3 separate regions of the Mus musculus genome follow, and regions 1 and 2 are each linked to region 3. A link is a contact called in ENCODE POLR2A ChIA-PET data. All regions are on one chromosome and are shown on one strand. Each heading gives the region's core, a stretch centred on a gene start or an enhancer-like site at or near the end of the contact. The rest is flanking DNA. Distances are from core to core; before and after follow the strand shown.

Region 1 (3,351 bases), core at 86-2,585, 390 kb after region 3:
AGACTGCAGGTGGCCTCTCTGCCCTGCTGGAGCCAGCACACGCCACCTATTTGGAAGGAGGAGGAGGAATGGGGAAGCTCCAGACCCCATCTCTACCTAAGAATTATCCCTATACATGATCTTTGTGGAACAAACTCCCAACTAACCCCCAACACCTCAGATCTAATTCCCCCAGCCAATTCAGAGATGTCCATAGCTATCCTAAATGCCCTGTACAGGAAGAAAGGGCAGAAAGCCACAGCTGTGGCTCGAGCTCTTCTGTGGAGGGAACCCTTCTCCTCTGAGCCGCACCCGAGTGCTCCACCACCAACTCCCGCCTGGCCTCCAGGCCTGAGAACTGGCACCCTGCCCAGCCCCTTCAAATGCCAGGCGCTCGGCATGTGAGGGTCTGTGGGCCTGCACTGGCTTCCCGCCTCTGCCCTCTGTCTAGACAGTGCCCAGGACAGCCGAGCCCCCGGCTTGCAGCCCCCCCTCGCCTGACCCGCCTCTTACTCACTCCAACTGGGGAACATTCCCTCTGCGTGAGCTCACTCCCCTGGGACAGGGACGGGGGACGCGGCCCTAGGGGAGGGGGCTTGGCTCCCTTGGAGGGCAGCAGCCTTGCAGGGCTGGTAGGGGCTAGAACACAGAACCTTTGGCTTTCTTCACCCTTAAGTGAAGACAGCCGCACACCTCCCCCCCCCCCCCCGCCCCCATCAGAACTCATTCTTGCTCAAGAGACACTGCCGAACGCCTTCCATGAACTGGGCCCCAGCACCTCTGCAAAGGCTTTACAAAAAGGGAGACTGAGGCTGGAGCTCTCCTGGCCAGATGCAGGTATACCATTCTACCTGAGGCATCTCATCCAGAGACTCCTGAAACCCTCTGCCTAAGTGGCATTAGCAGGGCCAGCCACCCAGAGATGTCTCTCTAGGGCCTACAGAGCCACCTACCACGTCACTTAAAAGGTTCATGACCCTGGGCCTCAGTTTACCTATCCTGAAAACGGGGAGGAAAAAGTACCCACAAGTTTCGGCTGTTCTGTGGACTCATGGGAAAGCATGTAAACAGTAAGAGCTCAATAAATAAATGTCAGTCCTCTTTTGAGGCTGGAGGCGTGGAGTCCCGCATTCGCCCACCCAGCCAGAGCACACCCCAGACATCCCCCTGCCGCATTCCTCAGGCCACGTGGGTGGCCCGCTCGCCCGCCCCTTCCGCCCAGCCCCACTCACCGGGCACAGAATCCTCGGAGCCCATCACGGCGCCCACGGATCCCACTGTCCAGACCAGGGCTCCCCAAAGCAGCGGCCACAGTGCCCCAGAACGCATGGCGAGTGTTGGGCAGCAGCGGGGACTCAGCGAGTGCAGACGCCTCGGCCTATAAAAGCCCAGGGCGGGCGGGGCCGGCGGCGGGCGGGGCGGGGCGCAGCGGGACGGACGTGTCCCCGAGGCGCAGGGCCCGGGCCTGCGCGGGGGTGGCCACCGGGGGCAGGCCGTGTCCCATCTGGGAACCAGACAGTTGTCTAGGAAGAACAGTCCACAATGGGGTCAGGTCACAAAGTGTGGCCCGGAGGGCATGTCCTGGGAGGTGGACACCTCCAGGTGTCCAGTGTTCCTTTGGGGATCTCTGGGGTGCAGGTGAGAAGCCCCACCTGGGCTAAGCGGGTATTGAGGTTACCATCTGGTCTCTTTAGCCTCTTGCCTAACCTTCACCATGACAGTACCCACGGTTGCAAAGGGTGTCCCCATGCTGTTCCAAACTATTTAAAGACTCATACCTACCATTCTAGCCTTTGGAGGCTGAAGCAGGAGGATTGCTGTGAGTTTGAGGCCAGCTAGGGCTTCAGAGTGCATCAAACTAAAGTTGAGGTTGTCTGTAGCTAGCTCCGTGGGAGCTAGAGTGCTCCCCCAGCTCACACAGGCCCTGGAGTCCACCGGCACAAAAGGGATGGTGCACACCTGCCATTCCAGCTCTCAGGAGGTAACGGCTGGTGGATCAAGAGTTCAAGGACATTCTCAGCTACACAGGGAATTCAAGGCTAGCCTGGGCTACCTGAGACCCTGACTCAAAAAGGGAAAACGAAGCCAAACCCAGAGTTTAGAGGATGGCTCAGGGGTTAAGACTGATTGCTTCAGAGACAGGAAGACCTGAGTTCAAATCTCCAGCATCCATGTAAAAAGCCAATGTGGGGCAAGGACGCCTGTAATCCCAGGTATGTGGGGGTGGAGACAGGAGGATTGCTGGGGCTTGCTGGTCACCATACCTGCAACTTCAGTGAGAGACTCTTGTCTCAAAGGAATAAGGCCAGATGTGAGAGAGGGGACACCTGATGTCTTCTGGCCTCTGTGAATGGATATGTGCACATAGGAAAAAAAAATCATCCGGCAGGAGTTGTACCCCAGAATCCCAGCACTTATGGGGGCCACAAATTCAAGTTCAATCTGGTTTACAAAGAGAGCACAGGCCAGAAAGACTCTATCTAAGAAACAGGATGGGAGCTGGAGAGATGGCTCACTTAAAGAGCACTGACTGGTGTTCTAGAGGTCCTGAGTTCAATTCACACATGGTGGCTCACAACCATCTGTAATGTCCTCTTCTGGTGTGTCTGAAAACAGCAGCATTGTACTCACATACATAAAATAAATAATCTTTAAAAAAAAAAAGAAGAAGAAATACTAATTCCAGCACTCGGGAGGCAGAGGCAGGCGAATTTCTGAGTTCAAGTCCAGCCTGGTCTACAGAGTGAGTTCCAGGACAGCCAGGGCTATACAGAGAAACCCTGTCTCAAAAAAAAAAAATACTTTGAAGAAACAGGATAGGATAGCTCAGTGGTCTGGCTTGGTGGACTACACCTCTACTCCCAGATCTTGGGAGGCAGAGGCAAGCTCTGTGGGTTCAAGGCCATCCAGAGTTATACGGTGAGGCCCTGCCTCAAAATAACCATCAAAACAAAAAGATGTCTTGGAGGGTAAAGGCATTTGCAGCCAAGCCTAACAACTTGAGTTTGATACTCATGTGGTAGGTAGGAGACCTGACTCCTGCAGGTTGTCCCCTCTAACCCCACAGCTAGCTGTGACACATGCAGACTTGAAAGACTTTTTCTTTTCTTCCTTTCTGCTAGGAGACCCACCTTCTGACATCATAGATAGACCTTAGGTACCATGGGACTTCCATGTCTGAGGCAGCATATCCCACAGCCCATGAGGGTAACACTGGCACGCGTCTGGCTGGGGACTTGTCTCTTAGACCCAGAACCTCCTATGCAGGTCTCCAAAGTAGCTAGGTCACCATGCCTTCATCACCCTTAGGTCTATGGGTTCTCTCATGGATTTGAGATATTTAGTTGACAAATCACAGGGTTGGGAAATCCC
Region 2 (3,214 bases), core at 626-3,125, 420 kb before region 3:
TACACAGCTGGCTCGGAAGGGCGGGAAGATGGGAGCTTTTGCAGCGCGGGTGGGGGGGGTGGGGGACGGGGGACGGGGACGCAGAGGCAAACCGTCTGTACACAACAGTGCAGTCTTCTTTGGTGAGGCTTCCAAGAAGCAGGACAATTAACTGTACAGAGTTAGCATCAGTAATTTGAAGGCTACAACAGAACTACACAATGAGTTCCAGACTGGCCTGATCTATATAGCATGAGGTCCTGTCTTAAAAAACTAGACGGGGAGCCGGGCGGTGGTGGCACACGCCTTTAATCCCAGCACTTGGGAGGCAGAGGCAGGCAGATTTCTGAGTTCGAGGCCAGCCTGGTCTACAGAGTGAGTTCCAGGACAGCCAGGGCTATACAGAGAAACCCTGTCTTGAACCCCCCCCCCCAAAAAAAAACCCCAAAAATACAAAAAAACAAAAAACCTAGTCGGGGATGCTGGAGGAATGGCTCAATGGTTGAGAGCATGTACAGTAGGTGGGTGCAATTCAAGGTGCATGCCTTTAATCCCAGCATTTGGTAGAGGTAGGCAGATCTCTGAGTTCAAGTCCCTGGACTAGAATGAGTTCCAGGACAACCAAGGATACAAAGAGAAAGACTACAAGAAACAAAGAACATTTACTGCTTTTGTGAAGAACCTGGGTTTGGTTCCCAGAACCCATGTAGTGGCTCACCAGCAACCCAACTGCCCATAACTCTAGTTCTTGGGAATTTGACACCCCCTCCCTGGGTACATTTGTTGTGCACACACATGAGTGCAAAGCACACATACATATAAAATAAACAGATAAAGAACACCCTCTGCCCCCTACACTCAACTCAAAACGAGGGCCAGTGAGATGGCTCAGTGGGTAAAAGACTCTTGCCAGAAAACCTGAGTTTAATCTCAGGGACTCACTCGGTAGAACAGAGAGGATTCCCACAAACTGTTTTCTGACCTCCACAGGCGCTCCATGGCGCAGTAATGTAAATACACAGACAAATAAAATTGGGTTGTAGGGTGCTGGTGAGATGATTCAGCGGGTAAGAGCATCGACTGCTCTTCCGAAGGTTCTGAGTTCAAATCCCAGCAACCATATTGTGGCTCACAACCATCCACAACGAGATCTGACGCCCTCTTCTGGAGTATCTGAACACAGTTACAGTGTACTTACATATAATAAATAAATAAACATAAAATAAAAAAAATTGGGTTGTAAAGGTGTTTTGCCTATGTGTCTGTCGGGTATCTGAAGAAGCCTGAAATGGGAGTAGATTCTCCTGGAAATGGAGTTACAGGTGGTTGAGAACCACCTTGTGGGTCCTGGGATGTGTAGTGTTCTTAAAGGGTGAACACCTCTCCAGCTCCTGTCTTGAGATCCTGAGAGAAACTCATTTTATTGCCTCTTCCAGGAATTCACGGAGGGGATGAGCAGATGGGGTGGAGGGGGAAGGCAAGGATAATTTAACCAATCAACTGGGAATGCAAATCCCATCCTCTGAACGCAGCCCTACTCCGGTCAAAGTCACACCCTATCCAGGTCCTGCCCCCAGACCATTCGGTTCCGCCTTTATTCCAGGCCCCGCCCCCAGACCGCTCTTCACCGGGCACCTTGTCGCCAGCCAAGCTTCTTCAGACCATTCACCTTCACTTCTATTGAGGCCCCGCCCCCATATAAAGCCCCGCCCGCATAACCAAGTCCCGCCTTCCATCTTGAGCCCCGCCCAGAAATCCGACTCCTCCTTCTCATGGCCCCACCTCCAGCACATGTACCGCCCTCACAACAACCTACCCAATCCGCTTCGCGGTCGCTTTGCTCCGCCCCCATAAACAGCCAGAGGCCTCCTCGCTTGCGCATTCGCCTCGCATCACTTCCGGGGGCGGTGTTAGGTCAAGCTCACTTCCGCCCGCGGCGGAGCTGCGGTGGTGGCGGTGCAGGAGGCTGGGTCGGGGTCCCCGGGGGACAGACAGACGGACGCACGGGCGGGCGGCCGGGAGCCATGGAGTGCGGCCCCCGGGCCGGCGGGCGCGGGCGGCGGTGAGTGCAGGCGGGCGGGCGCGCGCGGGCTGCGGCGGTTTATGGTGTGGGGCCGAATCGAGCGGGGGCCCTGCGTCCGAGACCTCCCTGCGCTCTCCGGGGATGGCTGTGAGACCAGCGCACCCACCGTGTCCCTGGCATCCCCATGTCCCAGTGCAGCGATCCTGGAGCAGTCGCTTAACCTCCTCAGGACACGGCTGTGTCCCCAAGAAACGCCCGGGCCAGCCGCAGACCCAGGCCACTGTCCCACACCCTCTCTGTCTACATCTGTCTGCTGACATTCACCGGCCACCTTTGCCACTCACCTGGCGTCTTCCTGCCAGCGGGGGCCCACTGCAGGCTTCCTTTCTGCAGCCCAGGACTCCTTTATGGTTCCTCATCACCCCCACGATGAAGCCCTCTTGCTGAAGCACCCTCTTGCTGAGGGTGCAGCTTGAGCAGACCCTGCTCCCCTGGGAGCCCTTGCAGTTTTTCGAATCCTCTCCTGCTGCCCGGGTTTACCTCTGCGGTCCTCTGTCACTGAGCTATTTCCTTTTTTTCACGTGTGTGCGCCCACGCAGAGGACAGCTTCCTGAAGTCAGTCCTCTCCTACCATGCTGGTCCCCTGATCCAAATCGGATTTTCAAACTTGGTAGCAAGTGCCTTTACCTGCTGAGCCACCTCCCTCAACCCTACATTCTTTGAACTCTTCAGCTCCTAGAGGGTTGCCTCCCTACTATGACTGGCCCGGTGAGGCATGCCAGAGCAGACAGTCATATGTAGGTCATCCTAGAGCCCTTACAGTAGCTTGGTTGCTTGTAACACCAGGGCCTGGTTTTATGTCTGTGATCACAATGCTTGGGCTTTGTGGCAGTGAGTGAATAATCCCGGCTTACAGTACCCAGTGGCCCCATCTGTGACATGAGGTCCCACATGCTGTCTGTCCTCTCCATATAACACTGGCAGGTCCCAGAGGCTTATGTCTTTAATGTCTTTCTTCCACAGCTTTATTTTCTCTGGCTGCCCTGCACATGGTTGTTGAGTGGAAGTGGGTCTTCCAGGTCCTGCCCCATGCAGGATGGAGAACTAGTTAACTGTAGAAGTATCTGGAATCATGACTGAGAGTTCCTCCCCATATGGCAGACTCAGGATACTGGCATACGTAGGGACAGCCACAGGCAGGAAACTGAGGCC
Region 3 (3,117 bases), core at 577-3,076:
CTCCATATATGTCTCTGATGCTGTCAGATCTTGGGAGTTAGTTATGAGGTGCCATGTGGGTGTTGGGAATTGAACCTGGGTCTTCTGGCAGGCAGGCAGTGCTCTCAACCCCTGAGCCAACTCTTCAGCCCCCCACATTCTTTGCCTTTAAAAAATTGAGACAGTGTCTCCTTTTATAGTCCAGGATGGCCTTGGAACACCTGTAAGGATAAGTCACTGAAAGCTTTAAGGAGTTAAAGCTGCCTCTTCCCATCCCTTACCTACATATGTATGTATGTATGTATGTATGTATGTATGTATGTATGTATGTATATAAATAAAAGTAACCCACAGCTGGACATGGTGGTATATGCCTTTGATCCCAACACTTGGGAGACAGAGGCAGGCAGATTTCTGTGAGTTTTGAGGCCAGCCTGGTCTGCAAAGAGAGTCCAGGATAACCAGGAGTACACAAAGAAACTGGGGGGGGGGGGCTAGGGGGGAAGCATGGGGGTGGGGGGAGAGGACCCCATGGTCTTACTGGGAAACCTCAGCTTCAAGTGGGGTTTCTTTCACACCTCTCATCCAGCCATTCAAGTCACCGAGATGGGAAGATCAATGAGAAAAAGGACACTGTGGATCAGTTTGAGAGACTGTTTCAAAACAAATACCCATCTCGCCTAGCCTGTGGGAGTTGGAGGCAAAGGAACAGAATCCAAAACCAAATACAATTGCACAGCAAGTTCAATACCCTTCTGGGCTACACAAGAGGGAACTCTTTTTGCTTTTATCATCCCAAAGGCATATGGAATACTTTGTCATACAGCTGAGGCTAACCTTAAATGATTCTAGGTCTTGATTACACCTGGCCAGAGAATCCCAAGGTTAGGATCAAAATGGCATGGTCACTTTGCAAATGTGTGTGGTTGGGGACAGAAATGATAGTGACTGCCTACCCTCACTAGCATAGAGTTGTTGGGCCAGAGAAACTTCACTACTGAAATACGCTTTTAGGGTACTGTCTGGAGGTGTGCCAGTTGTGGGATGCCTCGCTTACTCAGCCAAGGACTAGAGAAATGTTTTTGCACGATGGACTCAAGGGAGAAAGGAGGTTGGCCCAAGAGGCGTGGCTAGCGAAAGGGGCGTGGTATCTAGACAAAGTCATTATTGGCAACCGACAACTTGGAAAATAAGTCCACTATACCACGAAACCAGTCTACCTTGGGGGCAATAAACTTGGGGCACAAAAGGACAACATTCAAGCCTACATGTGCTTTTTTGTTCCCCACGTGGAACCACAAGGGAAGAGAAAACCGAGGTAGAGCCAGCTGGAGTAAAAGGGTCGCACGCGACACAGCTCCACATCTGCGGACAACCGGACTTTGGAGGTAGGAGCGCCCCGCCCCCGGAGCAGCGCATGCGCCAAGCGCGCACCCTGCGCCATTCCATCCGGGCACTCGGCAGTCCCGCCATTTCGCCGGCGAAGCTTTTCAAAGCATCGCGGCGGCCATTTTACAAAAAAAAAAAAAAAAAAAAAAGCCCACCGTTAAGGTCGGCCTCGGCCCGGGGATGACGCGCGGTGGAGGACGCCCTCCGACAAGCGTGAGGCCCCAGTGTCCCGCTGCCCGCCTCGCCGCCGGCGGGGCGGACTCCAACCCGGGCCCGCCCCCAAGTCCCAGGGGCGTGCCGCTGCGGCTCCGCCTCGCCCGAGAGTCACAGGCCGCCCGCCGCCCCGGGCCCCTCAGAGCCGGTGCCGCCAGAGCCCTCACCGCTGAGTCGGGCAGGTCCCTGACGCGAGCGGGAAGACAGCGCGCCACACACACCCAAGCTTCCTAAGGCGCGAGTGCGAGGGGGAGCGCAAGAGTCCCGCCTGATATACTCCACTCCTGGAGCCACGCCCCTTAACCCGCCCACCACGCCGCGCTGACCAATCCGACGCCTTAGATTCGGCATCTGCGCCTCGGTGGAGGGGCGGGACTCCGTTGGCTTTGCCCTAGTCCGCGCGGAGGCGCTGAGTGTTTTGATTGGCTGGAATCTTTCCTGGCCGCATTTTTCCCCCCCACCCCCCGCCCGCTAGCGACTAGGAGGCGGGGACAGCTGATTTGGAGGCGGAGCTGACCCACTTCCGCGTTCCCGACCCGTTTGTCCTGCGGCGGGGAACAAAGAGCTTTTGCTACCTCAATGAGACTCCCAAATATGGCTCCAACCTTGACTCATCGACTCAACACTTTTATGTTCTTTTTTTTCTTTTAATATTTAATTACAGTTATTTAACTGAGGCGCATTTGTGAAGCCAGAAGACAGATGGAGTCTCTCCTTCCATCATGTAGGTCCTAAGGATCATACTCAGGATTAGCCACAAGCAGCTTTATCCACTGAGTCATCTTGCTTGCCCCTCTTCTCCGTTCTTGCTCATGAAACCAAAACCACCGAATTACTCTAGTCCAAAAGTACCTCCCAATACAACTGCTGCCTAACAGTTCTTTGGACCCCAAGGACACTCCATAAGATCAGCCCTAAAATTTCCATCCCAGTATTAATCACAATGTCAAGATTTTCTCTAGATTTCCTGCACCCAACTCAGTTTTCCTACAAATCTCAACCTGCTGTATAACGACCATTTGAACCCTGATTTCTGCCCATCTCCAACCAGGTGTACATTACCACACAGATGGCAAAACACCACTCTTTTCAATGTGTACCTGCATTTTCTAGAAGAGACCCCAGAGTCTCAAGCATGCCATGGAAGGATTTCTATCCTTGAGCCACACCCCTAACCCCTCACTGCAGAATTCTAAGTAGTGGCTAAACCAAGCTACATCCTTAGCCTTCTTAAACACACACACCACAGAGAACAAAACAAAAAAGTGTATTTTAATTTTATGTATATGGGTGTTTGCCTGAATGTCTATGCAGCACTTGCCTATCTTGCGCTGACAAAGACCAGAAGAGAGTGCTGGATCCTTTGGATGCAGAGGTCCAGACAGCTGTGAACCTTTATGTGGATTCTGAGAATTGAACCCACGTCCTCTGCAAGAGCCCTTTACCACTAGGCCATTTGATCCTTTGAGACAACCTACATTTTTCAATCTATCCTTGAAATCCGTAGGCTCACATCCCAAGTAGCTGTGATAACAG

The links. ChIA-PET counts read pairs that join two places held with the same protein, here RNA polymerase II (POLR2A).
Region 1: POLR2A ChIA-PET joins it to region 3 with 19 read pairs in embryonic stem cell. The contact joins the promoter of Fstl3 here to the promoter of Cirbp in region 3. POLR2A ChIA-PET finds 5 or more read pairs at or near these places in 3 of 5 experiments (Patski and embryonic stem cell).
Region 2: POLR2A ChIA-PET joins it to region 3 with 23 read pairs in embryonic stem cell. The contact joins the promoter of Abhd17a here to the promoter of Cirbp in region 3. POLR2A ChIA-PET finds 5 or more read pairs at or near these places in 3 of 5 experiments (Patski and embryonic stem cell).

Annotation. Positions count from the first base shown.
Region 1 is chr10:79,775,258-79,778,608 of GRCm38, reverse strand. It overlaps Fstl3 (follistatin-like 3), which reads right to left and starts at 1,335. Exons shown (of 5, transcript NM_031380.2): 1 at 1,212-1,335; 2 at 1-46. The coding sequence starts at 1,308.
Region 2 is chr10:80,589,002-80,592,215 of GRCm38, reverse strand. It overlaps Abhd17a (abhydrolase domain containing 17A), which reads left to right and starts at 1,875. Exons shown (of 5, transcript NM_145421.2): 1 at 1,875-2,041.
Region 3 is chr10:80,166,548-80,169,664 of GRCm38, reverse strand. It overlaps Cirbp (cold inducible RNA binding protein), which reads right to left and starts at 1,826. Exons shown (of 7, transcript NM_007705.3): 1 at 1,749-1,826.